Regions from separate parts of the Homo sapiens genome. Here regions 2, 3 and 4 are each linked to region 1. Evidence: chromatin contacts called from ENCODE Hi-C or POLR2A ChIA-PET data. All regions are on one chromosome and are shown on one strand. The core of a region is the stretch at or near the end of the contact, and the rest is flanking DNA. Distances in the headings are between cores, read along the strand shown.

Evidence for each region. A loop is a pair of places that touch in the nucleus more often than their neighbours do. ChIA-PET counts read pairs that join two places held with the same protein, here RNA polymerase II (POLR2A). Pooled maps may share reads with other maps.
Region 2: a loop to region 1 is called in a pooled map, with 2.2 times the contacts of the local background. The contact joins two enhancer-like sites. A Hi-C loop is called at or near these places in 1 of 168 maps with a recorded cell type or tissue (pancreas) and 1 of 50 pooled maps. POLR2A ChIA-PET finds 5 or more read pairs at or near these places in 4 of 52 experiments (AG04450, OCI-LY7, activated CD4-positive, alpha-beta T cell and 1 more).
Region 3: a pooled map shows a loop between it and region 1 (6-fold over the local background). The contact joins two enhancer-like sites. A Hi-C loop is called at or near these places in 1 of 37 single-sample maps with no recorded cell type and 7 of 50 pooled maps. POLR2A ChIA-PET finds 5 or more read pairs at or near these places in 4 of 52 experiments (T-cell, activated B cell, activated CD4-positive, alpha-beta T cell and 1 more).
Region 4: a loop to region 1 is called in a pooled map, with 4 times the contacts of the local background. The contact joins two enhancer-like sites. A Hi-C loop is called at or near these places in 3 of 168 maps with a recorded cell type or tissue (HepG2 and naive thymus-derived CD4-positive, alpha-beta T cell), 1 of 37 single-sample maps with no recorded cell type and 6 of 50 pooled maps. POLR2A ChIA-PET finds 5 or more read pairs at or near these places in 3 of 52 experiments (H1, activated CD4-positive, alpha-beta T cell and activated T-cell).

The regions. Positions count from the first base shown.
Region 1 is chr14:61,835,476-61,843,242 of GRCh38, reverse strand. The region is part of intron 1 of SYT16 (synaptotagmin 16); the gene reads right to left. Among named protein-coding and RNA genes, the nearest start is that of SYT16, 27 kb to the right of the region's middle. Within about 2 kb of position 4,407, at least 2 of the 41 ENCODE cell types and tissues checked have a DNase peak (open chromatin) inside an H3K27ac peak, as active enhancers do.
Region 2 is chr14:61,434,444-61,442,210 of GRCh38, reverse strand. The region is part of intron 2 of PRKCH (protein kinase C eta); the gene reads right to left. Among named protein-coding and RNA genes, the nearest start is that of PRKCH-AS2, 110 kb to the left of the region's middle. RefSeq lists an enhancer at 2,569-2,938. Within about 2 kb of position 3,015, at least 21 of the 41 ENCODE cell types and tissues checked have a DNase peak (open chromatin) inside an H3K27ac peak, as active enhancers do.
Region 3 is chr14:61,499,439-61,507,205 of GRCh38, reverse strand. All of the region lies in intron 10 of PRKCH (protein kinase C eta), which reads right to left. Among named protein-coding and RNA genes, the nearest start is that of PRKCH-AS2, 42 kb to the left of the region's middle. RefSeq lists an enhancer at 446-1,018. Within about 2 kb of position 3,890, at least 9 of the 41 ENCODE cell types and tissues checked have a DNase peak (open chromatin) inside an H3K27ac peak, as active enhancers do.
Region 4 is chr14:61,521,757-61,529,523 of GRCh38, reverse strand. PRKCH (protein kinase C eta) reads right to left here. Exons shown (of 14, transcript NM_006255.5): 11 at 311-449. Among named protein-coding and RNA genes, the nearest start is that of PRKCH-AS2, 20 kb to the left of the region's middle. RefSeq lists an enhancer at 4,007-4,156. Within about 2 kb of position 4,048, at least 33 of the 41 ENCODE cell types and tissues checked have a DNase peak (open chromatin) inside an H3K27ac peak, as active enhancers do.

The DNA.
Region 1 (7,767 bases), core at 3,158-5,657:
ATCATAAATGCTGGCAAGGATGTGGAGCAAAGGGAACACTGTTGGCTGGGATTGTAAATTAGTACAATAACTACGAAGAACAGTTGGGAGGTTCCAAAAAAAACTAAAAATGGAGCTACCATATGATCTAGCAATCCCACTGCTGGGTATATACCTTAAAAAAAAAGATATCAGTACATGAAAGAGAAATCTACACTCCCATGTTTGTAGCAGCACTGTTCATAATATCCACAATTTGGAAGCAACCTAAGTGTCCATCACAGATGCGTGGATAAAGAAAATGTGATACTTTTTTAAATTTTTCTTTAATTATTATTATTATACTTTAAGTTTTAGGGTACATGTGCACAATGTGCAGGTTTGTTACATATGTATACATGTGCCATGTTGGTGTGCTGCACCCATTAACTCGTCATTTAGCATTAGGTATATCTCCTAATGCTATCCCTCCCCGCTCCCCCCACCCCCTAACAGTCCCCGGTGTGTGATGTTCCCCTTCCTGTGTCCATGTGTTCTCATTGTTCAATTCCCACCTATGAGTGAGAACAGGCGGTGTTTGGTTTTTTGTCCTTGCGATAGTTTGCTGAGAATGATGGTTTCCAGCTTCATCCATGTCCCTACAAAGGACATGAACTCATCATTTTTTATGGCTGCATAGTATTCCATGGTGTATATGTGCCACAGAAAATGTGGTACTTATACACAATAGAGTACTATTCAGCCATAAAAAAGAATGAGATCCTGTCATCTGCAAAAACATGGATGGAACTGGAGGTCATTATGCTATGTGAAATAAACCAGGCACAGAAAGACAAACATTGCATGCTCTCATTTATTTGTGGGACCTAAAATTCAAAGCAATCGAACTCATGGACATAGATAGTAGAAGGGTGGCTGGCTATCAGAGGCTAGAAGAGTGGCAGGAGGATAAGGTGGGGATGGTTAATGGGTACAAAAAAGTAGAAAGTATTCATAAGTCCTAGTATTTGCTAGCACAACAGGGTAACTACAGTTAATAATAATTGTACATTTTTAAATAACTAAAAGAGTATAGTTAGATTGTTTATAACACAAAGGATTAATGTTTGATGGTAGAGATCCCTCATTTTACATGATGTGATTATTACACATTGCATGGCTGTACTGAAACCTCTCATGTACCCCACAAATATATAAACCTACTAGGTACCCACACAAATTAAAATTTAATTTTTAAAGCCTGCGACAGATTAAAAAAATAAAAACAGAAGACACCTGCACTCATATGTTTATTGCAGCACTATTTACAATAGCATAGTCATGGAACCAACCTAAATGTCCACCAACAGTTGAATGGGTAAAGAAAATATGGCATAGATACCCCATGGAATACTATGAAGCCATAAAAAAGAATGAAATCATGTCCTTTGCAGCAACATGGATGGAACTGGAGGCCATTATCTTAAGGAACTAACACAAAAGCAAAAAAAATCAAACATTGCATGTTCTCACTTATAAGTGGGAGCTAACCAAATGGCACACATGAACATAAAGATGGAGAAAAACAAAGCTATCATATGAAGTCTGGGGACTCCACAGAGGGAAGGACTGAAAATTACTTGCTGAGTACAATGTCCAATATTTGGTTGATGGGTACACTAGAAGCCCAACCCCCACCATTACACATGTAATACCCATGTAACAGGCACATATACCCCCTGAATCTAAAATAAAATAATTAAAATTAAAGAATTTCAAATTAAACAGACTTAGCTATTATTTTTTAAAAACCTTTTAAATGAAAACTGCTAATCTAGGAATTCCTCCATTGCTTCTAATTACATGCTAATGAATATGAAAGCAGTGACACAGGATAAAATCATTTCTTTTTCCTGTAACCAGATTCAGTTAGCTGGAGAGCTGCCAAGCATTTTCTGTGACATGAAACAAAACCCTGGAACATAGCTATAAATGTATCCCCATACAATGTCTGCTAAGAATGAATGCTCTGTGATTTTTCTTTTTTGAACTTGAATAATATGGCTCTCTACAAAAGCATTTCAATGGTGCTGGAAGGTCAAACTATTTCCAGATAACCCTAAGAGACCTTGGGTTACCTCCTATTCTGGCTATCTTTTGGCCCAGGGAAATCTTAGGGGATTTCTACCCCACTTCAGTAGGTCCTCAAGCAAGCCAAATTGGTTACTAGTCCCCAAAACTGGTTCCAAATGACAAAGAACCACAGGTTTAACTTAATCCCATTGCCTTCCCCTCACTTGGGTGACTGTTCCGTTGATTATTTCTTCCTTTTCACACCTCCATCTCTCCCCTTCCATTGGCTTTTCCCTCTGAGCCTATAAATATACTCAAGTCTTCTCTTCTAAAATAAGATATTTTATTGGAATACTAAGCTGCCTTCTCATCTCCTTATTTTCTCCCACAAATTTATTGATGGAATAGCCTATATTTATGAGCTCTACCTCTTCATCTCCCTTAATACCTAATTACCAGGATGCAGCTATCTCAGCTCCCTTTATGCTGCTTAGCTAACACTAACATGGAAGCCACCAGCCACCTTGTCACTGCTGTTTTAAAGATTTGCTCACTCCCTACACTTTTGCTTTATGACATTAAAATTGTCTTCCTAATAAAAATAAATGAATAATAAAGAAAAAGGAAATAGGAAAGAAAGAAAAGAAAAGAGAAATAAAATTGTCTTTCTTTGCCTGCTACGGCCACCCTCTTCCTGGGTTTTGCTCCCAACTCTGGCTATTCTTTCCTGGTCTCATTGGTGATACTTTCATTAACCTCCTACTCATCAACATGTATATCCCCACAGTTTTCACCTTAACGTTTCTCCTTACTCTACTCACTCTCCCTGGGTGATCTCAACCATTCTTGGGGTTTCCCTAAACTCTCTTCACTGATGTCTCCCAAAACTAAAACCACCAACTTCTCTCCCAAGCTCTAGACTCGTATTTCCAATAGCGCACCTTGCCTCCCTATCCAGAAGTCCCACAGGCTCTTAAATGTGCCCCCAAATGATTCATTATCTTGGCCTCCAAATCTGCTTCTTCTCTTATCTTCTGTCTCAATGTGATTTTCATCCCACCAGTTGTCTAAACTTGAAAAATTCTATAATCTTTTATTTTCTCCCTTATTCCCTACATGTAATCTATGACATACAAGCCCTGGATTCTGTCTCCAAAATGTCTTATATCCACACATTCCCCATGAATTGTCTGAGTTCAGCCCCTGAATACCTCTTGCTTGACCTAATCCAATAATCACTAACTCATCTCTCCTTCTCCTCTCCCTTTCCCTTCTTCCTCTTCTGCTCCCCTCCCCTCCTCTTTCCCTCCTCCCTCCCCCTTTCCCCTCCACAATGTTCCCAGATTAATGACATTCTTCATCACAAGAAAAAGACATAGAAATACAGTTAGCCCTGAGGAACTGGCACATTTCCCTAAGTAAGCGCATGGGAATATAATGCAACAGAAAATGGACTGTGATTTGCTGGCCTAAAAAATAAATTACGATTTTGTTGGCTTTTCAAATGAGGTCAAATGTGATTGGGCTCCAACCCAGTTCACATTTACTCATTTCCTCAGATAATTCCAAAACGTGCATCACTCTCAGCCACAGAGCATTCCCACACTTGTACTGGTGCAGTTCTCACTGCCTGAATGTACTGCACCTCACTCTTTTCCCACCAAGCAGATGCTTTCTCACGGCACAGCTAAAATATCATCTCATATAGGTTACCTCCTGACTTATATATAACTCCTCCTGCAATTATCATCACTTCTGTGTTAGTCCATTTTGTGCTGCTATAACAAAATACTACAGACTGGGTAGTTTACGAAGAATGGAAATTTATTTCTCACAGTTCTGGAGGCTGAAAAGTCTCCAAGATCAAGGTACCAGCATCTGGTGAGGGCCTTCTTGATGTGTCCTCACATGGCAGAAGAACAGCAGAGCATGAATCCACTCCCAAGAGTTGTTTTTATAGTGGCATTAATCCATTCATGAGAGCAGAGCCCTATCACCTAAACACCTCCCTTTGGCCACACATCTCAATAATGTTACCTTGGGGATTACGTTTCCAACACATGAATTTTGGAGGGCACATTTAGACTACAGCAACTTCCTTTAGCACTCCCACAGAACTCCAGCTGTATTCCTCTCCTAGCACTTAGTACTTGATTACCATTCTGTAATTGTGGCTGCGAGGTCATCTTCATTTTGCAAGAACCCAGCACAGTGCTTAGACCATGGCGGGGGGGTGGGGGGCCGGTGGGGAAACACCCTCAATAAACACCCTTTCACTTGCTAGGGATGGCCCAAGTAAAGAGAAGATTTAGCTGCAGAAGCCTTAGGCCTGTTGCCTACATCAAACACAATGGGGCATGATGATTCATCGAGATATTAATTTGTACTTTCTTCCTGCTGCTATTGCTACTATCAGTATTTTTCCCTTCTCCCTTCCAATAACATAGACAACTTTATGTTTGGAGTTTTTGAGTCCTTAGCAAGAGTCACACTCCATTTTTAATAATTTTGTGAATTTCAGGGTAATAAATTGAAGTTTCAAGGTACTTACAAAAGTTCCCATCCAGACAGGGCTTTGTGAAAGAAAGCCTATGCCAAAAGGGAAAGGACAGGAATATTCTCCAGAACAGGAAAGGAATGAATTTAAGAGATTGTGTTCTGTCAGAAACACAGACCTCGTTCCCACCTGTGCCTGGGTAGGTGGGAGCTGGGGGAGCTCTTCCAGAAAGCCAACAGTAGATGGACATGGTGCATTCTCTCTCAGGGTGGTCGTCAGTGGGTGAACAGCTGGGAGGGTCCTCTGACAGCCTAGTTGCTGGGGATCATGTCTTCAGCAGCAGCATGTCGGAATGTGCAGTGGTCATGACGGAGCCAACTGTGGGGAGTGGACTGGGCCCCATCCCAAATTTATGGCACTGTACCAGCCTGGGATTCTTATATTATCCTATGGAGTGGGAAAGGGTATCAGTAATGATTGAGATTTAATTTTCCCACCAGTCAGGTAGTTAATTCAATATAGAAAAATAAAGGAATGTGACCTAAAAGAGAACTGTGCTCTAAAATTAATGTCTACTACATAATGCTCACTCCAATCCCCAGGAAAAGTACAGTATCTCTCAGAGCAGCCCTGAAACAGCTTTGAGACATAACATTGACCTATTCTTGCTTTGAACACACATTATCTAATATGTCAAGATGTCATTACAGGGGCAACGAAATTTCTTGCATATATATTTCTGTTTAAAGCTATTAGAAAGTCTTCTTTTGGTGTATGCTATGAAGTATCTCTTCAAATCCTATTAGTTCAAAAAGCTAAAGGCAGAAGCAATCCAGGGTGACCAATTTCAGCTTTGCTGGATACTGAGAAAGACATAGGAAGGAAGCCGACATCTGAGGAAGTACAGTTCCCAAACATGGCCACAAGGTGGCAGGGTGACTCTGCACGCCAGAAGCATAGCATCCAAGGCGTGGCTGTTCTGGAATGCACAGAGAAAGAGAACCCAGGAGACAGGCAATACAGAATAATTGGAAAGCCTGTATCTAGAGGACTTTTCCACTGAGCGGTGGATTCTCATATTATTAATGTACCCATCTTCTAGAGGCAAACCCTCCAAGAGCCTTTGTGAGGCCTTAGCAGCTTTCAGATGCCGATTCCCCAGCTCCAAGATCAGCCTCAGCTGCACGGCAGCTCACGCCTGTAATCACAGCTACTCGGGAGGCTGAGGTGGGAGGATCACTTGAAGCCAGGAGTTCGAGACCAGCCTGGCCAACATAGCAAAACCCTGTCTCTACTGAATATACAAAAAATTAGCTGGGCAAGGTGGCCCACACCTGTAGTCCCAGCTACTTAGGGAGGCTGAGGTGGGAGGATCACTTGAGCCCAGGAGACAGAGGTTGCAGTGAACCAAGATCGCACCACTGCACTCCAGCCTGGTCAACAGAGCAAGACCCTGTCTCAAAAAAAAAAAAAAAAAAAAATCAGCCTCTGCCACTCAGTGGAGAATCATGGAAATCTGTTAGGATCAACACCTATGAGGAGGCCTGGCCCTGCTCACCAGCACAGACTTACCACTGAATAGAGGTATCATTTGAAACCCCCTCAATCTCAAAGTCCTGTCTTCAAACAGGAAGAAAGATAAGCTCAATGTCAAACTCATCAAATGCAGGTTCAACTGCCTCAGTCAAGGGGAATTGGCCTTATATTCAAATCACTTCCCTTGCTCCTCCTATCAGTAGGGGTTAGCGTACTGTCTGCAGGGGAGGTAGGAGAGATTGGAAAATCTGCAGAGCAATCAGAAAATTTGCATGAAATCATGACAGAAAATAAAAACCTAACTGGGTATTAATTTAAGGCCACACAAAAAAATTCATAGAAGTTTAGAAATTCAATGAAAGAAATTAAGACAGACATAAATAAATGGATGTAAAGGTTACCTATGACTGAATGGCTAACAAGCTTGTTTCCCCGGCCCTCTCATCAATTCTGTAAGCTGCCATGTAACTCTATAGTTGAGACTCTTTTCTCTTAAGGTAGTTGAGTAGGTTGTAATGTCTGCAATAAAAATCCTGGTTATTACAACAGAAGACAAGGAAACAAATAGAATTAGTAAATCACTCTAGAGAAAAAAGCAAATCAATGGGAGGTGGAGTAGAAAGGAAAATGAGGGACTGGGGAAGGAATGTAGGAGAATGGCTACAGGATTTCAGAAGGTGCACATTTAATATTCAATTTTAGACTGTTTATGTTACCAAGATATAAACTTCTCCTATCCCTCCAAACCATCAATTGGTTTTCTACATATTCAAATGCCTTTCAAGTGAATGGACTGCTGATGTTTGTGTGAATTAAGGCAAATGGATTCCTTTTCCTTTGCCGATCTGGGCCATTGCAATGCAGACACAAGAGCAGCCACCGGCAGTAAAGTAGAGCAATAAACACACGCAGGTGCAGGCACAAAGAGGTGGAAGGTACCATGAGAAATCAACCCCCAGGAATTCAATTTCTATGATGTGTATGAAGGATACAGGAGTAAAGACTTGAGCTGACCTCTGGGTTATACAAAGATAAGCTGCCCCTAGACCAGTGGTTTTCAAACTTTAGCAAGTACCAGAATCACCTGGGGGGCTAATCAAAACACTGATTGCTACGCTCCACCAGGTTTCTCAATCAGTGGATCTGATACAAGTTCTGATTAATTAAATTTCTAACAAGTTCCCGGTGATGGCAACGTTACTAGTCCAGTAACCATATTTTGTAAACCACCGTTCTAGGCCAACGAGAGTGGGTCTTACTCACCTGGGACATGTAAATTGAGAAAGACAGGAAAAGTTTCTGTGAGCCAGGTAGGAAAATTTTTGTTCCATTATCTATAGTTTAAAATGTATTTCTGTAGAAAAGTTTTGTTTGATTTTGTTATCAATGTGCTGCTGATCAAAGTATAAATTGGTACAATCCTTCTGTAGGGAAATTTGGCAACATCAAAATATTAAATGAGTATATCCTTTGACTCAGCAGTTCTGCACCCAGAAGAAGAAAACAGTGTAAAAAGATAATTTCAGGAATATTCTGGCAGTATTTTTTGATCTTTTAAAAATCCCTAAATGGCCATAAAAAGGTGATTGATAAAATCAATCATAAAAAAAAAAAGTCACCTGGCCGGGCGCAGTGGCTCACGCCTGTAATCCCAGCACTTTGGGAGGCCAAGATGGGCAGATCAAGAGGTCGGGAGTTTGAGA
Region 2 (7,767 bases), core at 1,766-4,265, 400 kb after region 1:
ATTATACTAGAATTTTTCTAGTGTATGCAGAGACTTGTGATTAATAAAATATAGCTTATTTCCTCAATAATGCTTTAATCATTGAAACAAAGGAAATTTAAGAAACCATGAAATAATAATTTGCTAAAAAATTTTAAACCCTGGAAGAGACAGAAGATTTCAAAGATAATCTCAGATACCTGTTACAAAGGAAATTATAGAACAATAAGAAAACACAGAAAAATATTATACTCCTAGGATAAGATAAGGATAATAAAACTTGGCCGGGTACAGTAGCTCATGTCTGTAATACCAACACTTTGGGAGGCTGAGGCAGGAGGACTGCTTGAGTCCAGGAGTTCAAGACCACCTGGACAATATACTGAGGCCCCATCTCTTAAAAAAATTTTTTTAAAGGGATAATAAACTCTAAAGGCATCCAAAGTTCACAGATTTGCAATTTAAGAAATTTAAAGTTCTATTTGGCAAAAAAAAAAAAAAAAATACAAAGCAGAAAATTGAAAGAAAGAAACTGAGGGAGAAGAGGACTTGTAACACATGACAAAGGGTTACTATTTATAATACACAGAAATCAATTTTTAAAAGTATGAACAATCCAGTAAAAATGGGGCAGAGGATGTGAAGAGGCAATTCCTAAAACTGTAAGTGCAAACAGCCAATAACCATGCCAAGATGTCCAATGCTACCCAAGACGGACGCATAAGAACCAGAAGCTAAATCACATTTTTACCTCTTAAGCTGGCAAATACTTAAAAGGATTGCTAAAGTGTCCTTTTTAACAAGGGTGAGGTGAAACAGGCATCCCCATCCTGTCAGTAGGAGTATAAACCGGGCTCCAGTCCTGACCCTACCACACCGGCTCTCTTTTTCTTGCTAAGCCTCAGGGTTCCCATCTAGAAATCAGGTGGCCCCTTCTTCCTAGGGTTTTCCCAAGGACTGAATCAGGTAACACATTCAAAGAGCTTAGCACAAAGCTAGGCACATCGCAGCATTCAAAAAAATGTAGTTATTTAGGGCAAGTGCAGTGGCTCACATCTTTAATTCTAGAAATTTGGGAGGCTGAGGTGGGAGATCACTTGAGCCTAGGAATTGGAGACCAGTCTGGCAACATAATGAAACTCCTTCTCTACCAAAAAAAATTTTAAAAAAAGCCAAGTGTGCACCTGTGGTCTCAGCTACTAGGGAGGATCACTTGAGCCCAGGAGGTTGAGGCTATAATGAGCCATGATTGCACCTCTGCACTTCAGCTGGGCAACAGAGCAAGACTTTCTCTCCAAAAAAAAAAGAAAAAAAATGTAGTTATTTCAATAATAATTTTTTATTTTTTATTTTTATTTTTGGATAGAGTTTAACTCTGTCACCAGGCTGGAGTGCAGTGGCGTGTTCTCAGCTCATTGCAACCTCCACCTCCCAGGTTCAAGCTATTCTCCTGCCTCAGCCTCCCAAGCAGCTGGGACTACAGGTGCACACCACCAAGCCCAGCTAATTTTCGTATTTTTAGTAGAGACAGGGTTTCACCATGTTGGCCAGGATGGTCTTGATCTCTTGACCTTGTGATCCACCCGCCTCAGCCTCCCAAAGTGCTGGGATTACAGGCGTGAGCCACCATGCCTGGCTTTCAATAATAATTTTTGTGGAGACCAATGTGACAATACCTGTCAAAGAAATTAGAGTCTACACAATAGATCTCAAAGAGTGAAATGCAGAAAGAGTCCAAATGAATTTGGCCAAGACACCAACATCTTCAGAGATTCCAGCACAGTTAAAATTATACCTGCCTCAGTTTTTGTTTGGAGGTAGGTGTAATCTTTGGCAAACAGCCTAGTTACTTTCCTTCTTAAGTTTCCCATATGTCTCAAGAAGATAAAAATGCCCCTGTTGTCCACCCTGTGGGAACAGTGTCATAACCAATAATCCTGACAGGTTCTAAGGACTGCGGAAGAACAAAAGTTACTACACTACACTGCCCTCTTCCACTCATGATACTTCTAGAAGTCATTTAGAAACCACGAAGTGAACAGATTTTAACATTCCTTTGCTTGCAGATGACAAAATTAGGCTAATGGTATCACTCTCTATCCAGCCTCTGTTATCACCAGCCTGAGACCCAGCTCAATACCGGCCAAAGCAAAACTTGTCTTGAATTATTAATAGTAAACACTTATCATGTATAGATGCAAATTAAGTTCTCCCTGGGGATCTAATTACCAAGAATTAACTTTTTAATCCCTTAATACTACAAAGATTGGTTAAAAGACCAGCCCACTTGCATGTTTAATATTTCATCAACTGAATCCTATTTTTTTTCTTAACAGCTATTGCCACTGCAATTTTCCAGTTGATTCCTTATAACCAGAGGAGGATTTAGGAAAAAACTGCATGCCAATCATTTCTTGCCACCTTCACTCCTGCCTTTTCACCTTCCTAAACGGCCCTTCCCTCTTTCCTTCCAACCATTAAGAGTTAAATTAGCCTTAACCTACCTGCCTCAGAGCCTGAGCAAACTCCCCCAAATCCTAAAGCCGGGTGACATGCTAACCCACTGTTGCCACAGCAGCCTGGGAGTGCACCGGTGACATGCTAACCCACTGTTCCCACAGCAGGCCGGGAGTGCACCTCAATGTCTTCTCTCACGACCTGGGGCCGTGTCTCTTTCACTTCTGCCCCAGGCACTTCCCATGCACTTTCATACAGGGACATGGACAAACTTCACTCTGCCCTTTTACATTATTTTGCACGTGTGCTTCGTTTAGAAAACAAACATACACACTCATGCACCTACACACACACCTGGGACTTTGCAAGACATTTGGTCACATAAAGAAAATGGGCCCCCATGGCTTCCAATGACTTTCACTGTCACCATGTTCTAGACTGCTGCCATGAGCAAAAGGAAACAGCTCTCCCACACGCTCTTCACTTGCCTACAGACTCCAACCCCACTTCACCATCGGAATGCAGAGGGAACTTCCTCATTGTTTGCACCGCCTCCTGTTTACTTAGGACTGAGTTAAAAGGACTAAAAAAAAACCCTATTGAATACTATGGTGCTTAAATCAACCAGGGCTTTGAGAAATCTCTCAGATCATGTTTTAGTTAGACACGTCAGGCAACCCTAACATGCTCTGCAGCCAAAACTTGCATCACAACTTCTGTTTGGCTCCTTAGGTGCCCAATGGCTCTAAATAAATAGGAAGCTGGCTCTGTGTCCCAGCACGGAAATTCACATTCCAATCTCCAGAGGGGTGCTGGCCTGGAGCCCTGGTCTGCCTCACCAGAAGTGGGTTTTGAAAAGCCACCCCATCCACAGGGTGCAGAGTAATTATGTCAAATATAATGAAGATTAACTATTCTAAAATCCCATCTCTTCTGAACTAAAATTATATTTCATAAAACTGGACTGTCACCCCATGCTTGTTTTGAGAACTTTAGAAAGCACATGTGACTAGGAGTCACCAAACAACCCCAGGGTAAGTTTTCATTTGCAAAAAGTTGCACTGGACTGAAACTTGTGTTGGTCATGTGAGGCTTCTGTGGATGAGGAGTATGTCTCTGAGAACTCCTATTCTCGGTTGCTGTGATTCTGTAAACTGTTGTAACTTTAACTCAAAAACAGTAAATACATCATCCTCTTTGGTCTTTTGTTCTATCTGCTCGAATTTATGGTTTTATATCCCAGCAGCAGAAATATATATTTGAAAGTACTTCTAAAATATTCCAACCTGGGGCAAAAGCGTGGATCACAGCTCCTCATTTTTAAAATGATTGTAAGCAAATTAAATCAGAGAAAATTTCTGGCATGGCACTTTTTAGTTTCCAGAATTACTGGCGTAAAATGCACAGCGAATATAACTTTGATTCAGTGTAACATACGATTGAACTCAAGTTTAATTTGCCTAATATCAAAAGCACTGTGGTTTACTGTGGCTTATCTTTAAGGGGGCTACACTGAGAAAACAGAACAGCCTTCTATATGACGACAGACAAGAGAGTTTGGTGGTTGAGGCTGTGGAATCTGGAGCCTGGGGTGTGCAGACGGCTTCTTCCCTTATAAGCTCGGTGGCCCTGGGCAAGTTGTTTAACATCCAATGCTTCAGTTTCCTCATCTATAGAACATAAAGGATATGTTCCTCATAGGGCCATTTGAGGACTTGATAAGTTAATAAGCACAGCATAATTAGAGAAGTACCCGACAGGTAGTAACTTACCTAGTGTAACTGTGAAAACCCTTACTTCACACTACCCTAGAGTTCTAGGAATAGAAAGGATTTTTTTTTTTAAGAGACAGGGTCTTGCTGTGTTGCTAGGCTGGTCTCAAACTCACGGGCTCAAGTGATCCTCCTGCCTCGGCCTCCCAAACTGCTGGGATTACAGGTGTGAGCCATTGCACCTGGTCGATAGAAAGGATTTTTTAATTCAACTGTCTATTGTCTAGAAGAAGAATGAATACCTAGGAAATTGGGGCCTAGAGAAGTTAATGTACCCCGAGACACATTTAGCTAGCTTGTGCTAGAACTGACACTAAAATCTTCCACACACCCTGCACTGTGCCCTTTATTAACACCAGGTCTCCTGGTATCCCTAGAAAGTAATAAATTTTCTAGTGAGGAAACAGAAACTAACAGGAAGGTTAAGTGAGGTCAAGCAGCCAATGACAGAAGTGAGGACACCAGACTCCGTTGACTATTGTTGAACTACTGGATATACTATCAAATGTCTTTTTTCTTCTTCCTGAGATAATTTGTTTTATCATTTGTACACGTGGGAGAAAACAACTGTGAGAAAAACAAACAGAAAAACCTTAGAGTTAACCAAAAGCTACTAGTCAAGAAAGAACCAGAAAATATTATTGGTTTATATCTGCAAAATATATCCCGGGAAGGTAATGAGGTAAGGTAGCAACAGAATTTTGCTTAACATCATCAAAAACACTGAATAAGAACTACTTGCATAAAGAATGATGCATAAAAATGTAAACACAGATGATGATGATCTCTGAGACAGTAACGACACAAACAGAGATTAGGACGCGTGATAAACAAATGCCTAACTTAACTAAACGGCTATTTACAACTGGAAATACAACGGTATTTTACAATCCTGGTTTTATATACTTGAAAATGTAAACATTTAAATGGGTATTTACAACAAGCACACCCCACCAGTGGGTGACAGTGACACGGGCACTGAGCGAATAAATCACAGGAGTTGCAGATATAGTCCTGTAACTAATTAAGGAAGACTTCCATGTTAGTAGTCTTTGGAAAAGAGGAAGGAGAACTTGGTGAATTAGAGCAGGGAGAAGGTACCAGGAATTTTGTGCCAGCACCTGTGACAAAGACTGCAACAAAAGGTTTTGGTATTTAAAAATGGCAGCAAGGCCGGGTGTGGCGGCTCATGCCTGTAATCCCAGCACTTTGGAAGGCTGAGGCGGGCAGATGACCTGAGGTCAGGAGTTCAAGACCGTCTGGCCAACATGGTGAAACCCCATCTCTATTAAAAATACAAAAATTAGCCAGGCCTGGTGGCGGGCACCTGTAATCCCAGCTACTCAGGAGGCTGAGGCAGGAGGATTGCTTGAACCTGGGAGGCAGAGGTTGCTGTGAGCTGAGATCACGCCATTATACTCCAACCTGGGCGACAGAGTGAGACTCCACCTCAAAAAAATAAGTTGAAAATAAATGGCAGCAAAAGCCCCCTCAATGGCACTAGCAGTACAGAATCCTCTGTGTTTTTTGAAAACAGCTTAACTATGTACTCATAGTTATTTCCAAACTCAGATAAAGTGGTTGGACTCACTGTATTAGACCCGGATCTCACTGTGGAGACCCAAATCAACAGCTGCTACACATGTTTCTCAGGGCTTTGGTTCCCTCTGAGGAATCTCAGCCCACACAAACACCAACCATCCTGCAAACTAAATGGGATGGCAAAAGAAGGAGAGGAAAATAATTTGTTACTAGACTGACTCTCTTGAGTAGGACCTACGGCTCATAGCATCCACGCAAGCTGAGCCCATGCTCACTCATCACTCCAGCCTCCTCTGCCAGCAGAACAGTGATTAGAACAGAACGTTGCATGTGAGCATCTGCAACAGGGCCAAAGTTCCATCCAGAACCATGAGAAAAGCCTCTTGCCACATCAGGATGGGAGGAGAGTCCTGACCTCCCATTTTCCACTCATCATCATCTTTCCTTTTTCATGTCTGTGATCTGTGCAAACTCCAAAGTACAAACTCTCCCCTTCTCAGTCCTTGAAGAAAGAGGCCTTGGCTCCAATAACAGCTCTGGTTCTTCTCTCTATAATCGTCTTTCTTAGTCTCCTTCACTGGCTTTTCTCCTCCACCCAATTTTTAAATATGTGTATGCTCCAAGGTTCCCTGCATACCATGCTTCTAGTCTTTCTGGATGTTCATTCATCAACTGCCTGTACACTGAGGATTCCCAAATATACAGCTATAGCTCTGGTTTCATTCATTCATTCATTCATTCATTCATTCATTCATTTATATTGAGATAAGGTTTGTTGATATTGAGATGAGGTCTCATTACATTGCCCAGGCTGACCTCAAACAGCTTCTGGACTCAAGCCATCCTCCCACCTGAGCCTCCAGAGTAGCTGGGACTACAGGTGCATACCACTGTGCCTGGCCAGCTCCGGCTTCTAGCTAATAAACTTATTTCTAAGTAGCTTGTCAGCATCTCTTCAAGGTATCCCCAAGCTACCTAAAACTTGGCATTTGTTGGGCTGAACCCTCTTCTCGGCCTCCTCCACCCTCTCTTTCTCCTAGCTAATTGTACCACTATCCTTGGAGTCACTCAAACAACCTTAGAGACGTCTTCAGATCTCCTCTCTTGCTTTGCTTATCCTTGTTCTACTCTGTCTCCACCTGTTCTTGTTTGGATTCCCCCAGGAGCAGAGTTCAAGATAGGGACTTAAGTTGCAAGTAGTTTATTCGGGAAGGAACCCCCAGATGCACCAGGGGATTACAGAAGTGAGACAGGAAAGGGAAGGAAACCAACGATAAGCGTATTACTGAGCAGGTTTCCAGGGTGGGCAACTGAGGCTCGATTCCTGTCGGGAATTTCAAGGACCTGGTTGAACACCCTCAGCGGGTGAGGAAGTTGGGTTATTTATCCTCTGGCTCCCATTCCTCACTGGCTGATGGCTGCTTCAGGGGTGGGAGGTATTAATTTTTCAGCATTTCCAGCTTTCTGTTGTGGGATGAAAGGAAATATGGGTGGGGCATCCATATTTATTTATCTGCTATAGTAATGTATTTACATTTACCCTGGTCCTGATTTCTCACTGAAATTTAACTGCCATATATGCTTTTAAAAAATCTTTTAAAAAGTAGAGTTGGGGTCTCACTGTGTTGCCCTGGCTGGTCTCAAACTCCTGGGCTCAGGTGATCCTCTCTCTTTGGTCTCGCAAAGTGCTAGATTACAGGCATGAGCCACTCTGCCCAGCTATGCCATATATGCTTTCTGTAGACTTCTTCAAGGTGAAGTGAAGTAGAAAATGTTTACAATAGTCTTCAAATTTCACTGTGTCTACTCCTTTCTGCACACATAAGGATGGAAATTCCCTCCTGTCCTACTATCAATTGCAAGAATCCTACAGTTTCCTTCTACAAAAATGTTCAGAATTCCTATTCTCTTGCTGTGATTCTATGAATATTTCATTTTCCTCTATTGACGTCATCCATAAAAAGGCTTTTAGCTGCCACTTCTTCTTTCTTCCTTTTTGGTGTTTTTTTTTCTCATT
Region 3 (7,767 bases), core at 2,641-5,140, 340 kb after region 1:
GTTAGTGATGTTGAGCAACTTTTCATAAACCTACTGGCCATGTGCATATCTTCTTTGGAGAAATGTCTATTCAGGTCCTTTGTCCATTTTAATCAGGTTATTATTATTAGTTTTTGCTATTGGGTTGTATAAGTTGCTTATATGCTTTGGATACTAACCCCTTATCAGATCTGCAACTATTTTCTCCCTTTCCATAGGTTGCCTTTCCATTTTGTCAAGTGTTTCCTGTCCTATGCAGCAGCTTTTTAGTTTGATGTACTCCCTCTCACTTATTTTTGCTTTTGTCAGCTATGCTTTTGGTGTCCAAGGGAAGACGATTTTAGCAGGGCAATTTAGGGCTTAGACATGTGCATTCACCTTCAAAGAAAACAGTCTGTGGTCATTCCATTTGAAGACTCCATTGCCTGAGAAGAGGCTTCATGGATGGCCTCTGCCTGTAGGAGCTTTCTTACTGTTCCACACTATTTCATTACATGCCTGTTCAAGAAGAGCCAGTGACCATAGGGAAGATCAGGCAGCCAGGTCCCTGCTTCTTAGCATTTTTTTCTTTTCTTGGTAGCCTGAGAATAAAGAGCCCCAGGGCAGTTAGTTCAGGGCTGCTTCCATCCTTCATGGAATTCTGAAGAGCAACTTTCTGGAAGAGTGGTAGGGGGAGGGGTTGGGTAAAGAAGAGAAGACGAGCTTTCCAGAGAAACTCATGCGAGAGTCCAGGGGGGTTCACATTTGGTTCAGGAGGGCCAGCATTGCACACTAGAAATAGCCCCCATCCCTGGACTGGCCAGGACATCACTTACCCACCCCCCTGACTTCAATCAGAGCTGGGACTCACAACCCCACTGATGTGAGGCCTGCTTGGTGCACCGAAGTTCCTCCTGCTGACTCACACTGAAGTACCGCCGCAATATGGAGAAATTCCATGACAAAAGAGAGTATTCCTGACATTTTTCCAAGCACTCAGATTTTCCAGTAGATTGCACTGAGCACAGTATTTCTGTCATCCAAACTGCGTAGGAATAGCTCAATGTTTCCAAAGTGAAGTGGAAAAACTCACTGTGGTAGTAAAATTCTAATGCTGCTCTCTTTTTCTCCGAGACCCACAAGGGGACCTATTGAAATGTAAGACTGAACCAGGCCTGGTAGGCATTGATGTGGAACTAAAGTATACCTTGGGGACTCTGGAAAAAGTGAATATGTGACCAGAGCCAAATGCAACCTGGGGACACTTCCTGTGGGTCTGGCCCGGGGCTCCTCACCTTTCTTAACGGAGCTTTAGGTGAATGGATATGCAAGTCCCCTCTGGTTAGAACCATGAGACAGGAGTGTCCCCATTGGCCTCTACTCTGAAGGTATTTGAGTTTGAAACCCCAGATAAAATACTGCTATAGACTGAATGTTTATGTATCCCCAAAATTGGTATGTTGAAACTTAACCTTCAATGTGACTGTATTTGGAAGTGGGTCCTTTGGGAGGTGGCTAGGTCATGAAGGTAAAGCCCTTGTGAATGGGATTAGCGCCCTTAGAAAAGAAATCCGGCTGGGCGTGGTGGCTCATGCTCCTAATCCCAGCACTTTGGCAGGCCAAGGCGGGTGGATCACCTGAGGTCGGGAGTTCGAGATTAGCCTGACCAACATGCAGAAACCCCATCTCTACTAAAAATACAAAATTGGCCAGGCGTGGTGGCACATGCCTGTAATCCCAGCTACTCAGGAGGCTGAGGCAGGAGAATTGCTTGAAGCCGGTAGGTGGAGGTTGCAGTGGGCGATAGAGCAAGACTCCACCTCAAAAAAAAAAAAAAAAAAAAAAAAAAAAAGAAAAGAAAAGAAAAGAAAAGACAAATCCTAGAGAGCTCTCTCACGGCTTCCACCATGTGAAGTCTCAGTGAGAAGGCAGCTATCCGTGAACCAAGAAACAGGCCCTCACCCGACACCAAATCTGCTGGTACCTTGACCTTGCACTTTCCAGCCTTTAGAGCACTGAGAAATAATTTTCTGTTGTTTACAAGCCACCCAATCGATAGTGTTCTGTCATAGTAGTCCAATGGAGTAAGAAATACTTCAGACATTCAGCAATGAAAGAAGTGGGGAGAGAGGTATCTGTCTCTTCACTTCCTTCAGCTCTATGAAATAAAACCACAAATAAAAGCTCACTTATTTCCTTCCATGTAACTTTCACAATTGGTAATTACTTTTACTTGTTTGTGTGCTTACACTAGAATGCCTGCTTCCTGTGGGCAGGGAGCAGGCCTATTGTGGTCACTATTATATCTCCAGGCAAAAAATAGGTCTCAATTAACATTTGTTGAATGAGTAAATGAATGGATGGATGGATTAATAAATGAATACAAACCTATAAAGTTACAGACAAATTTATACCTCATGTAAATATATTAACATCTCATATAAAGGACATAAAACAAGAGGCGTAAGGGAAAGGCAATTTCCCCCAGTGTGTCTCTGAAACTAAGGTAGTGACTGATGTTAAAAAATAAATCTGTTCTTAATGCTTTAGTTACTAAATTTCCTATTTCTGAACGAGAGGAGAATACTCCATCAAAGGAAAATGCTGGAGAAATTCCCCTCCTACAGAGGGACCCCTCTCAATTTGTAAAAACACCCTTTTTTGTTTGGTTCTACCATCTTAAAGAAAAAAAAGTAGAAATGCAGACACCTCTTTGTATGATGACCATGCAGTGTACCGCCCAAAATGGGCCTCAGACGGCTGGGTGCGGTGGCTCATGCCTGTAATCCCAGCACTTTGGGAGGCCGAGGTGAGTAGATGACTTAAATTCAGGAGTTCAAGACCTGCCTGGCCAATATAGTGAGACCCCATCTCTACTAAAAATAACAAAAATTAGCCGGGGGTGGTGGTGAGCACCTGTAATCCCAGCTACTCAGGAGGCTGAAGCAGGAAAATGGCTTGAACCCAGGAGGTGGAGGTTGCAGTGAGCCGAGATCGCACCACTGCACTCCAGTCTGGGCAACAGAGCGAGACTCTCTCAAGAAAAAAAAACCCAATAAACAAAATGGGCCTCTGAGAGTAAAATGGGTCATGAAGGGGGATTATGGGAGCAAACTGGGACTTTTCTGGGCAAATGATGACATGGGGTCTGACCTACCTCTGCAACAGGTAAGTTAATCTAAGCTCATTCAAAGTTAAAACAATTTTTTAAATAATTCTTCCATTTAAAATGTGTTGTTAATTGAACCCTTCTTATCTTGAACTCTGATGAGTTTTTATCTTGAGAATTAATTCTTGCAAAGTAAAGTATCTTGAGCTTCTCTGGTAAGTTTTTGATTCTAGAGTTATATCTTAAAACACAAAGTATAACACAGGTCACTTTCCCTGGATGATATATCAAGTGAGATACTGTGAAAATACTCTGCATGGTAAGCCCTCGACTCTACCTCTTTCTTTTTATGAAAACAGAATACATGGCACAAAGCACAGCTGCCCCTGAGACATGCTTCAGAGGTAAAGCGCTTTGTAACAGATTCACTTCCTTTCCCAGTGCCACAGAACAAAGATTACACTCAGCCTTCCTGGACATAAAAACTTCAGTTTTTCCCATTCCTCCTGCCAAAGCTGAAATGCCGAGAAATGCTGGGAACCTGGCCTGTGATTATACACACTTCATATTTTACATTCTGAAACCCCAAGGAATAAGCTGTTGAGAACAGAGTCCTATTTCTTAAATGGCAGTTGAACAGATACAACGCTCAAGCTCTGTTGAGCGTGGCTTAGTATTTGCATAGGCAGAAACAGACAAAGACTGCACAGATTCTGCCAGTCTGTGGGCACCTTCCCGGCATATGTGGCAGACCTCAGTTAACTTTTCTCACTTATTTCTGTTTGGTTGTTTTTTAACCTTCTGAATTACTCAACCAGATTCTTACAGGAAAAAAAAAAAAAAAACCACTAACACACATACAAATCAGTCACAGGGAAACTCAGTTACGGCCTCTGACGGGTTTGAACCTGTCTATTTGCAAATGAGAAAACAAAATTTCAGTGTTCTTTAGGCCAAAATAGTATCTACCCTGCTCCTTGGTGCAGCAATAAAATGGACAGCCCCACAGTAATCAGATTTTGGGTTTGCTTTTGTCAAAATTTTCCTCCTCAGTTTTGTAAGTTGATTTCACCGCCACAGTATATTTTTCTCAATTCCACCTTCTGTGTAGGAGTCAAAAAAAAAAAAAAAAAAAAAGCCTGCTTCCCTTCCTCTCTTACATTCATTCCTTTCCTTCAAGAACCAACCCAAGAGCCACACATCCCCCAGGAAGGGCTCGAAAGGGTGAATTCCATGACTCAGTGTCACCTGCCTTCCTCTGCTGCTCGGCCCCATTTCTTTGTCAAAGGAGTGTTAAAATCCTCACTCGGTGAACTTGGGAAAGGCAAGCTTCTAGCTGCTTGGATTAAAGACTGAATACCCCCTCTTGCTTCATTTGCAAGATTTGGGGCTGCTCCCATCTGTTCTTAGAGGGCAGGAGCTCATTTTTAATTTTTTCTCTCTTGACATTATTTGGGACAGCGCCCATAGAGAAAGGTGTTTGAGAACTCCCTGGTGAATAAGCAGTCCACTCTGTACAACAGAAGGCACTCTATAACCACGGTAGAAGTATGTGCTGCTACTCTTTAATCCAGTTATAAATAATGACTGGTGCAACTGCTCTACCTGGAGCAGTAGTGCTGGAAAGAAATCTTTCTTTGTAGCTTGTAACTGCAATAAACGTTTATAAGCCTGTTGCCTGATCTGAAAAAACCAGCACTTTCTCCAACAAGAGATAGCAGAATTATTTCCAGGACTTGAACTGTCACCCATAGACCCTTCTGATAAAAGAAAAGATTGAATGGGCATGGTGGCTCATGTCTGTAATCCCAGCACTTTGGAAGGCTGGGGTGTGCGGATCACGAGGTCAGGAGTTTGCGACCAGCCTGGCCAACATAGTGACACCCGTCTCTACTAAAAATACAAAAATTAGCCGGGTGTGGTGGCATGTGCTATAGTCCCAGCTACTCAAGAGGCTGAGGTAGGAGAATCACTTGAACCTGGGAGGTGGAGGTTGCAGTGAGTGAAGACCATGCCATTGCACTCCTGCCTGAGTGAGAGTGAGACTCCATCTCGGAAAAAAAAAAAAAAAAAGAAAAGAAAAGAAAAGAAAAGAAAAGATTGCCTACCTACTACCTTTCTTTAAGGATTTAGATTTCATCTCTCTAAAGACTTAGGAAAAAATCTCTGTTCTTCAGGTAGATAATATACCACCATTTGTTTTTCAACAGGAGACATTCAAATGCAGAGCTTGCATATGCATAGACCATTTCTGGAAGGACATATAAGGACATGTCTTGAGGAAGAGGAATTGAGAGACTGGGGACAAGGGTATGAAGAGGATTTAGCATTCACTGTAATCATTTTAGAACAGCTAAAAGTGTCCTTTTTATGTATATGCATTAATTTACATTTTAAAATTAAATTAAAGTGACACTGCTCTTTAGTCAATAAATGATACTGTGTTTCCACCCATCTTCTCATCACTTACTCCCCACCATGAATTCCTGCAGACAAATGTTGGCTCAGTTGCTAGAAATAAAACAGAAATGAAGACAAGAAAAAAGAAATATTGCCATGCCCTGTGCCAGAAATTGAGGGATAACAAATGAAATGAACAAAAAAGAGCTCAAGATGCAAGCCCTTATGTAGCCATGACAAATGAGGAAACGTACGAGACTCTTGGTGTAGCTTTCGCTACTGCTTTTTTTTTTAATGGGATTAAAATGAGCACACATCTCTCTTTTTTTCATTTATTTGTCTATCAGGGACAAACCATCCAGGTCAATATATGTAGATCTAATGTATTCTTTCTTTTAATTGTTGCATAATATTCCACAGTACGGGTATAACCATAATTTATTCAACAATTTCCTTATGGAATCTGTCTTTCAAGTAAATTCATTGTTTAATTTCCTTCCCTGGATCACTTTTCTTCTTAACAACTGATAATGTATATGGAGGATTTGCTGATGTCAGACACTGGAATAAGCAAGCCACATGAATTAATTTTCACTGTAACTCCATGGAATGGATAGTACTGTTATCCTCATGTAGATTAAGAAACGGAGGCTTAGAGAATTAAAGAGTTGGTACAATATCACAGAATTACAGTACATTGTGGGGGTAAGTTTTAAATCTAAGTTTGACTTCAAAGCCTCGTTCTTAACTGTAAGCCAATACTGTCTCATTTTCATGCTGTTCCATGCAATCAACCTGAGTCTGTGGCCAGTCTTAAACATTATCCTGGTATTTCCAACTTTGAGATGGACCATTTGAAGGAGTTCCATAGGTACCTCTATTTTGACATACCCAAAGGTGATTTTCTTGTCTCCCCCATCCCACCCCCGTGCTCAGCCCATGTTTCATCTTTGGTAATTCACCCTTGAGCAAGTCACAGATTGATTTGAGAGGAAAATATCCACCTTTGCAGAGTGGGCTGTGCACAGAGATCCTCAGTTCTGGGATTTATGACTACCTTCTCTATTTTCATGTGCACATACAGGCTGAAGCTATACTCTCAAATGGATGCAGGAATTAAATTCCTGAGATCCTTACAACAGGAAAATTTAAATATCCTTTTTTGAGATCACCACACCAATTAACTTTCCACCGTGCTTGCTACTCTATAGTCAGCATCAACAATATCCAGTTAAAGACCAAGGATGGGCATGGTGGTTCAAGCTGTAATTCCAGCACTTTAGGAGGCCACAGTGGGAGGGTTGCTTGAGCCCAGGAGTTTGAGACCAGCCTGGGCAACATAGCGAGACCCCATCTCTAAAAATATTACAAAAATTAGCTGGGTGTGCTGGTACACACTTGTAGTCCCAGATACTTGGGAGGCTGAGGTGGGAGGATGGTTTGAGCCCAGGAGCTCTAGGCTGCAGTGAGCTGCACCGCTGCACTCCAGCCTGGGCAACAGAGGGAGACCGTGTCTCAAAAAAAAAGACCAAGTCTTACCCAAAAGAAGTAACATGAGCTATAATAACATAACTCAGTTCAGTTAGCCAACTGCTAGTTCAGATAGTTCTGATTTCGTAAGAGAAGAACGTGACAAGTCAACCGGATATTGATCCAAGTATCTAGAATGCCTAATAACATGGATGGTTTATGGATTACTGAGAAATCAGTAATCCTGAAGAAACAGCCAGAACGAGCGACTATCAGGCTAATAGTATTTCCTTTGTTAACAGGTAAACTAGATTGGGAGACCCAGACTGCCTTCACATATCTCCACAGCTTTCTTGTAAGAGAGCTGTATTTTTTTTTTTAAGTCTACCCCTTATAGGTGGTCCAGAACCAGTGAACTGAAGCTACTGGGAAACAATGTTTGAGTCAACAGAAAGGCGAAATTTCCAAAAGCCGTACATCCCTGAAAGTGGAGGAAGTATAAGTTCCTCTTTGCTTATAGGTGTTTAAGTACGGAAAAAAATGACTGCTCGGCAGATGTTGGATATTCATGCTTTGAAAGAAGAAGGGTATATAACTTTGAACTCCATTCCAGCTTTGAGATTCTAGAATTTTGTCAGCGGAACACAGTAAATTTTGACGCAAATGCCAAGAACAGGGTAGAGCAGCAATTCTGTACGTGAAAGCACAGGCTTACATGGCTACTCTGGAGGCCAGAGGAGCAGTGAAAAGGGAGGAGCAAGATGTGAGGGGCCAGGCAGTCAAAGCGCCACCTTCCCATTGCTGCACCAGCCACACACCTAGCAAACCAG
Region 4 (7,767 bases), core at 2,799-5,298, 310 kb after region 1:
TATCATTGTTGGACATTTGGGTTGGTTCCAAGTCTTTGCTATTGTGAATAATGCCGCAATAAACATACGTGTGCATGTGTCTTTATAGCAGCATGATTTTCTTTTTTAACTCAAATTCTTATTAGAGGGACTTAGGCCATTTTCAGCCATCATTCACCCAATGAGCCATAAATGAGTCTAGAGGTGTCGGCTCTAGACACCTTTCAATGCTGCCTCCAAAGCTGCAGTGCATAAAAGCAGCCAGTGGCATTTCTGGTCAGAGTTACTGGAGAGCTCAGATTTCAGAGCTGCATCAAGCAGCTGCACTCACCTCTGGAGCGATATAGTCTGGCGTGCCACAGAATGTGGCCGTGGTGACACCATTGCAAATCCCCTCCTTGCACATTCCGAAGTCTGCCAGTTTACAGTGACCCTCGTGGTCCAACAGGACATTGTCCAGTTTCAGATCTCTGAAAGATACAAAGAGCAGCACGAGATAGGGCAGCCAGACCCCAAACCATCCACCTCTCAGAATGGGCACACACACACACACACACACACACACACACACGTGCGGCCACATGCGGCCGCATGAGCTTCCTGTACACACGTCAAAAGGAACAAACTTCTCTGTGCTATCTGGATGACACATTTAGATCAAGTCTCAGAACTTGCCTCATGGCTCCAAGATGATGCGCCCATTAAGAATGGGCTGACCACAGGAAAATGTAGGCTGTCCTGTAAAAACGGAGGGCAGAATGTGGCTTTTCTAGGCTTTCCACTTACCTCATACTCAGCCTATACCCCATCCTCCACTCTAGCACCCATCTCTACCCATCGGAGTCAGAATGAACACCCATAGGGGAGGTGGCCACTGTGTGCCCGGGGTGGTGACAGGCACTAGGAGTACAGCTGATCTTCATCTGCAAGGAACTCACAGTGTAATGGGAGACAAATATTTGCTAGGCTAGAAGCTCCATGACGGCGGGGATTGTGTTTATGCGGTTCACCATTATGCCTGGCGCCATTATGCCTGGCATAATGTACTTAAGAAATACTTGTCGGCTGGGTGCCTGTAATCCCAACACTTTGGGAGGCTGAGGCAGGCAGATTGCTTGAGTTCAGGAGTTTGAAACTAGCCTGGACAACATGGGCAACATCCCAACCTACGAAAAATACAAAAATTAGTTGGGCATGGTGGCATGCACCTGTAGTCCCACATACTTGGGAGGCTGAGGTGGGAGGATTACTTGAGCCCAGGAGGTTGAGGCTGCAGTGAGCTGAGAGTGCATCACTGAACTCCAGCCTGGGCGACAGGGTGAGACCCTGTCTCTAAAATGAAAAGAGAAGAAAGAAATACTTTGTGTGTGTGTGTGTGTGTGTGTGTGTGTGTAAAACAAATAGATATATATTTCATATACAGACAGACACACACACACACATGGACAGGATAGACCAGGAGGGGTGGGGAGGGGGAACACACCAATTGCTGTATCATCCTAGTGGCACGATGAAGGTATGAACCAAGTGCTACGAGAGAAACATAAGAGAGAACAATTCCTTCTAGTGGGAGGAGAGAGAGACAGCCTCACAGCAGAAGCAGAAATTGAGCTGGGTCTGATAGCATGAGTCAGAGTCTCCCAGGCAGAGAAGGGGAGTGAGAAGGCCGCCATGGACAGGCGGATGGGGCAGGGACACGGCAGCAAGCCCAGCAGTATGGCTGTGCAGGTGGACTCAGAGAACCCTGGGTATGGTGGAGGAGGCTGAGGGGCGGGCAGCACAGGACAGAGGAGTGCTGGGGCCATGAAAAATCTCAGGGCTACAGAGGAAAGTTAAGTCCTTCAAACCATGAAGGGTCCTGAATGTCACACGAAGGAATTTTGATTTTTACATATTAGGCAAAAGGAACTCATTGATGCTCCCTCATTAAGGGAGTAACAGATTCCTGGCTGGACAAGAAAAGATCAGTTGGGGGAGGCTGAAACCGTCCAGGGAAGAGATGTTAAGACCTGAACCAGGACAGTGATGAATGGAATGGAAAATAAGGAGTTAGTCAGGGGAAAGGAAGCAGGGCTTCGGTGAAAGCAAAATCAGTAATAAGGCTTGATAATCACTTAGAGATAGACGGATAGAGAGAAGCAGCAGAAATGATGACTTCTGGGTTTGTCTTAAATCCAGTAGGTTTGTGGGGATGTTAATCAGGAAAAGGAAAACCAGAGTGAGAACAGGGTTTGTTTGTGGGTACCCCAGGTGCACAAGAAGCCTAGATTATGGAGACTGGTTGAAAGCATTTCCACCCCTCCTCCAATCCCTAAGAGCAAATTCATGTGGAAGGAAGTGAATATTCAGCAGCAGGATTGTTTGGTAAAGAGTCCTCAAGGTCGGCAGGAACATGGCCATGTACTGATAAAGCTGTCTGTAAATAAAAGGCAGTGCTCTCTTAAAAAAACCCGCTTCCCAGCACAAGCACCTGGTTGTCCTGTTGCCACCCATACCCCAGGGCACTGTTACAGAGGGAGGGTGGCATTGCTAGCCTCACAGGCACAGTCTAGACTGGACAGAGCAACAGCTTGGCCTTTTGGGTGAGACATTTACACTTTGGTTTTTAAAGGAACAATATGCTCAGAGGCAACCCACATAGGCTGATCAGTGACAAGGAGGCTGCAGGTCACGGGGGGGATGCTAGGTGGCCTGGAGCTTTGTGGTTAACTGCCATTGTGGGAGGCTGCCATGGCCTTGGGCCGCCTGGAGCCCCCCTCGCTGTGGCGTCTCCTCAGTGGCTGCAGCTGACTGCTCTTTCTGGAGTGCCATATTCACTGTGGGTTGTGTCAGGGCACTCGAGGTTCTATTTTCTTGCCTCAGTGTGAGAATCAAGGTCTGTTGGCCTGCATGGCCCAAGGCAAAAGGTTGGTCTCTGTCCAGCCTGGATCACGTTGCTGGCTTGGAGGAGGTAGGTGATGACAGAACTGGCATGACTGGTTTCCACACGCTGTCCTGTGAGTTGATACAGCCTGGCCATACAGGTCTTACAGAAAATGGCCACTAGAAAATGCCCAGGAATGGAAACCAAGTCTGGTATTCCAGGAATCCCCAATAAGTGTGGTTAAAGCAGCAAAGCTTTCATGGCACAGATCAATGGAACATAGAACAGACTTCTCTGCTCTTAGTAGCAGCCTCCCCGGGTGTCAGGGGCATAAGGCAAAGGCATGCTGAGTACCTGTGCACCCACTTCAGCGAAGCAAGCTTTCTGTGTCTCTAACCCAAACCCAGTCCTGGCTCCAAATCAGCCCTTCTCCACGCAGAATCCCATGTCCCATATAAGTGACTGTTTTCAGTGGGCTGATTTGTGGAAGCTGCTTCCTCCCCTGGCCCCACCACATAAATACAATATGAGCACAGCCAGTTTAACCTACAAAAGGTTGCAATCGTAGCAGCGCAGGACGGGAGCAGGGGTGAGGATGATCGTGGTCCTGCCCAGTGAAGGAGGCCACCACTCTCAGTTCTTCCACAAGTGTTTTCTGACTTGGGAGGCACTATAAGGCCTGGGTGCCTGGCTCCTCTGGGACTGCGGGCACACAGTAGAGAGGCGCCTGGCTGAGGTTAGACACACTAGTCTGCAGCCCCAGGAGAGAGCACGGCCGGGGGGACAAAGCCCATGAGCCCAGCTTTATCGACACTGTGTCCTAGCCTGACAAGCCAGGCCTGTGTGGACCTGAGCCCAGAACACTATCACTCACATTTCCAAACAAGGTCACTGAGTTTCTGAATTTTCCCGAAGCCAGTATGCCTGCTGAAGTCTTGGAAAGGATCTTCTTGGGCAACAGAAACAAGTGCTAACAGAAATCCAAAACGGTCTCAAGCGTTGACCCGCAGTTGCTTAAGAGCTTGTGACTAATGTCCCAGGTAAGAGGTCTGACTGCTTATTACTCAGCTGCTGTCATGGGCAGCAGGAATCGCGCAGGGAGAGAAAGTGCTGGGCCATCAGTTTTGTCAGTCAACTATTACAATCAGCTCTGCATGGGGAAGTCTTGGGACGCAGCTCTCAGAAGACGCAAGTGGGCAAGACAGGGATGTGACTCATCCTGGTCACAGGATGCCCGAGGCCACAAAGGCAGGTTAGACACCTTAATCCTGATTTCAATCTAATTTTAGGCATTCTCAGAACTGTATGAGCTGTAAAGGAAACGCCATGGCTGTTCTCATACCAAGTGCTATTTAATAAGACAGATCGCTCAAACTGGGATCCCAAGAGGGTTCAATTAAGAGCATAATGTAATTCCAGGCTACCAGTGCTGCCCTCAGCCCAAGTATCTCATACCTGCTCTATGAAGTCTGTCCTGATGTCCCCAGACAGTCATAGCAATATCAACTCTGCTCCTAGGGTGCCCAGTTTATACTTCTATGATAGCATACCCCGCACTGTATTCCAGAAGGCTCTGTCTGTGCACCTGTCTTCCTTCTTAGCAGCTCCAGCATGGTCCTGGCAGGAGGTGCTGACCAAAGGGATAAACAGAAGCATTTCAGATGGACCCCAATGGGACTGCCCTGGCCAACTCAGAGCCTATCTTATTTTTAGGGGATGGAAGGACACTCCATAAACTTTGCTCCAAAGTACTTAAACTTATAAAAAGCCACATGTTTTACCCCTTAAAGATAGACTCAAGAGGGAAAAGAAGAAACCTGAAATCAAAATTTAAATTCTTCTCTTTGATGAAGCTGGAGAAAGAAAGTGGTTTTGAAGGGTCAATTATTAAACAACGAGGACCAAGCAGAACACTTATCCTCATGTTGGCTTGCATCCAAACGGAAGAGCAGAACATGGAGAGGGTGACTCAAACAAAGCCAAAGATTATAGAGCCATTTACAGTCATGGTCAGCTTCCACTCTAAAGGGAAATCATGCCTTTATTTTTTTTAAAGCAAAAGAAGTCACCCTAAGCCTCCTGACTTTAGTTTGAAATATGCAGAGGTCAGTTTTTGGCTTAGGAGTACCTCAGCTTCCTATGCCAACATGTAACTCAGCAGCTGAACTTAACAAGGCTACACAATGAAGATTACAAGTTCATACAGGGCAGAGGCTCAAATACTAAAATGCCAAAACCACAGTTACCGGCTTGCCATTCATTAGCTCATTGAGCACCGGTATTTAATAGCTACAGCTTTTGTCATGCAAGCATAGAAGGGTAGAAAGAGTTATTCTATCCTCTGTGCTTGTCTGAAAGCTACATTGTTCTTGCTGGGTAATCAGGGTTACTTAAAATGCCCACAGTAGTTTCAGAGAGAATTCCCAAGTGATTGAAGACAAAGGAGATTCAGAAATTGGATTTATTTTGTTTCCACCATAAGCTATCCTGAGAGTAATAAAACAGATTGACATGAGTCTTACTGCTTAGATCACTAGAGTCAGTTACTCTTCCAAAAGAAATAAAGGAAAGCGAGTTGAGAGCTGGCTCCTTGAACAAGAATGAATCTAGGAGGCTATTTATATGAACTATTTTTAACATATTTTTCAACTTTTATTATGGGAAATTTCAAAACAGACAAAAGTAGGGAGAATGACACAACTCCCATACTGATCACACAGCCTCGGCACCTGCCAATGCACGTCCAAACATGCTCCCTCGCTACATCGACTCCCTCCCTCCCTGATCCATCTTTTATCAGATTATTTTGAAACAAATCCAGGATATGAGCTATTTCATCTATACACATTTTAATATCTGAATCTCAAAGATAATAATTCTTTAATAGAGTACAACTTTGATACCCATTATCATAAAATACACAGTCAATTTATGATTGTCAGCATACTGCCATTTGTCTGTTGCTCATTTGGGGGTGGTGAGTCTGTGGGTCTGTCTAGAAAACCTGGAAAAAAGCTTTTGTGAATAACAAGAATAACAGTGTCTTCAGTGGTTAACATATACTGAATGTTCATCAAATGCTAAGTGCTTTATCTATATTCTTATTTTATCCTCAAAATAACTCTATGAAGTAGGCTCTACCCCAAGATTATATAGCTAGACAGGGGTAAAATCAGGATTCAGATTTACTTCTGCTCACCTCCAAGGCCTGGGCTTGTGACTTACTACACCAGGCCCAATCCCTTCTATGTAGCAGTGTCACCGGCCAATCCCCCGGATAGATTGTTTCCCAAAAGGACTTTAATTGAAACAAGAACCACCTGAGGGAATCAATAAATATTCTAAGATGGCACTATGATAGAGGGATGTTTTATGCATATTACTATGAAATGCATAATCGAAATACTGCAAAGCAAGGTTTTTTTCTTAGCTTGTGCATAGAGTTCAATGGATTTTACAGAGTCCTTGAGGATACAGGCATAGGGGAGTGCACAGCAAATCTCTCAAGTGGTCAAATGTGCAGATCATTTGCTGCCTTCCACTGAGGAGGAGGAACTAGCATGTAGGTAAGTGTGAAAAGGGGGCATCTGCCAAGTGAGTGAATGTGGGTTATGGTCTTAATTTTAGAATAAAACTACTTAGGACTGGCTTGTGTTTTGAGTGCCTGGGTTTATACTTAAAGTTTTTTCAAAGCAAGATGGATTGTATTAAATGGGCAAAAGACTTTTGAAAAGTCACTGAATTAGCAAAAGCATAACATTTGGTTTCATCGTGAGTTAGACAGTAGTGCCATTCATGCATCACCTGACACGAGATATCCATCCCTTCACCCACCCAACCATTCTTTAGTATTGTCCATGAGCCTGGCCATATGCCAGGATGTTGGGATACAATAGTAAGCAAAGGGGGCACCATCTCTACCCACAAGGGGGTTAATGTCTGGTGGGAGAAGCAGACAGATCACCACACAACTAAATTTACAATTATCAACTGTGATGAGTGCAATGAGGAGAAAACATGGGAATAGATCAAGGGATGGCCTGACCTAGCACTGGGGGAAGATTTCCCAGGAAAGTGACATTTGAACTGAGCTGTGAAGATTATTAACCAAGTGAAGAGACAGAAAGAAGGGAAAGTGAGGGTAAGGAGAATTTCAGAAGGAAGGAACAGAGGTGAGGGGGTTCAGTCAAGAAATGAAGACTAGTGTGGTTGGAGTCCTGGGTGGCGAGAGAAGAGAGCATGGAGACAGGAGAGAGCAGGGACCAGATGAGGCAGGGGCCAGTGAGGATTTCAGTCTTTAGCCCAATAAACCATGGAAAACTCTGACTCAGGAGAGGGATGGCATTAGATTTTCGATTTTACAGGACTCCATATCAGAGGAGTTGAGAATGAACATGAGGAGATCATTTGGGAAGCTACTAGAGTATCCAGGAGATAAATGATGGTGGCCTGGTATAGGGAGGGTGGTAAGGTAAAGAGAACTAGATGTGTCAAGAACTACTGGGGGAAAGCAATGGGATTTAGCAATGGAAGGATGTAAAGGATAAAGGGAAGGAGGCATCAGCAGGTTCTGGATCACAGAATTTATTTTGGACAGATTGAGCTACTTTTTTTAGACATACAGGTGGAGATATTTAAGCAGCTGAATACACATGGCTAGATGTCAAAGGGAAGGCTGGTTCGGAGCTATAAATTTGAGAGTCATTACCTGGGTGTGGATGAGTTCACCTCAGGAGAAGGAATGAAATAAGGAGAGAGCCTGGGACTGAGCCTTGGGAAGAGGATCTCCTGAGGCCAAGATCTCTGCTCTTTTTTACACTGAGACTACAAAAACTAGTGACAAATTATACTTAGAGTAGGGTAGCAGAGCTGTGTGCCTAGAGAGTGGGGCCCAAATCTTTTGCCTCCATATGGGCCACCTATAG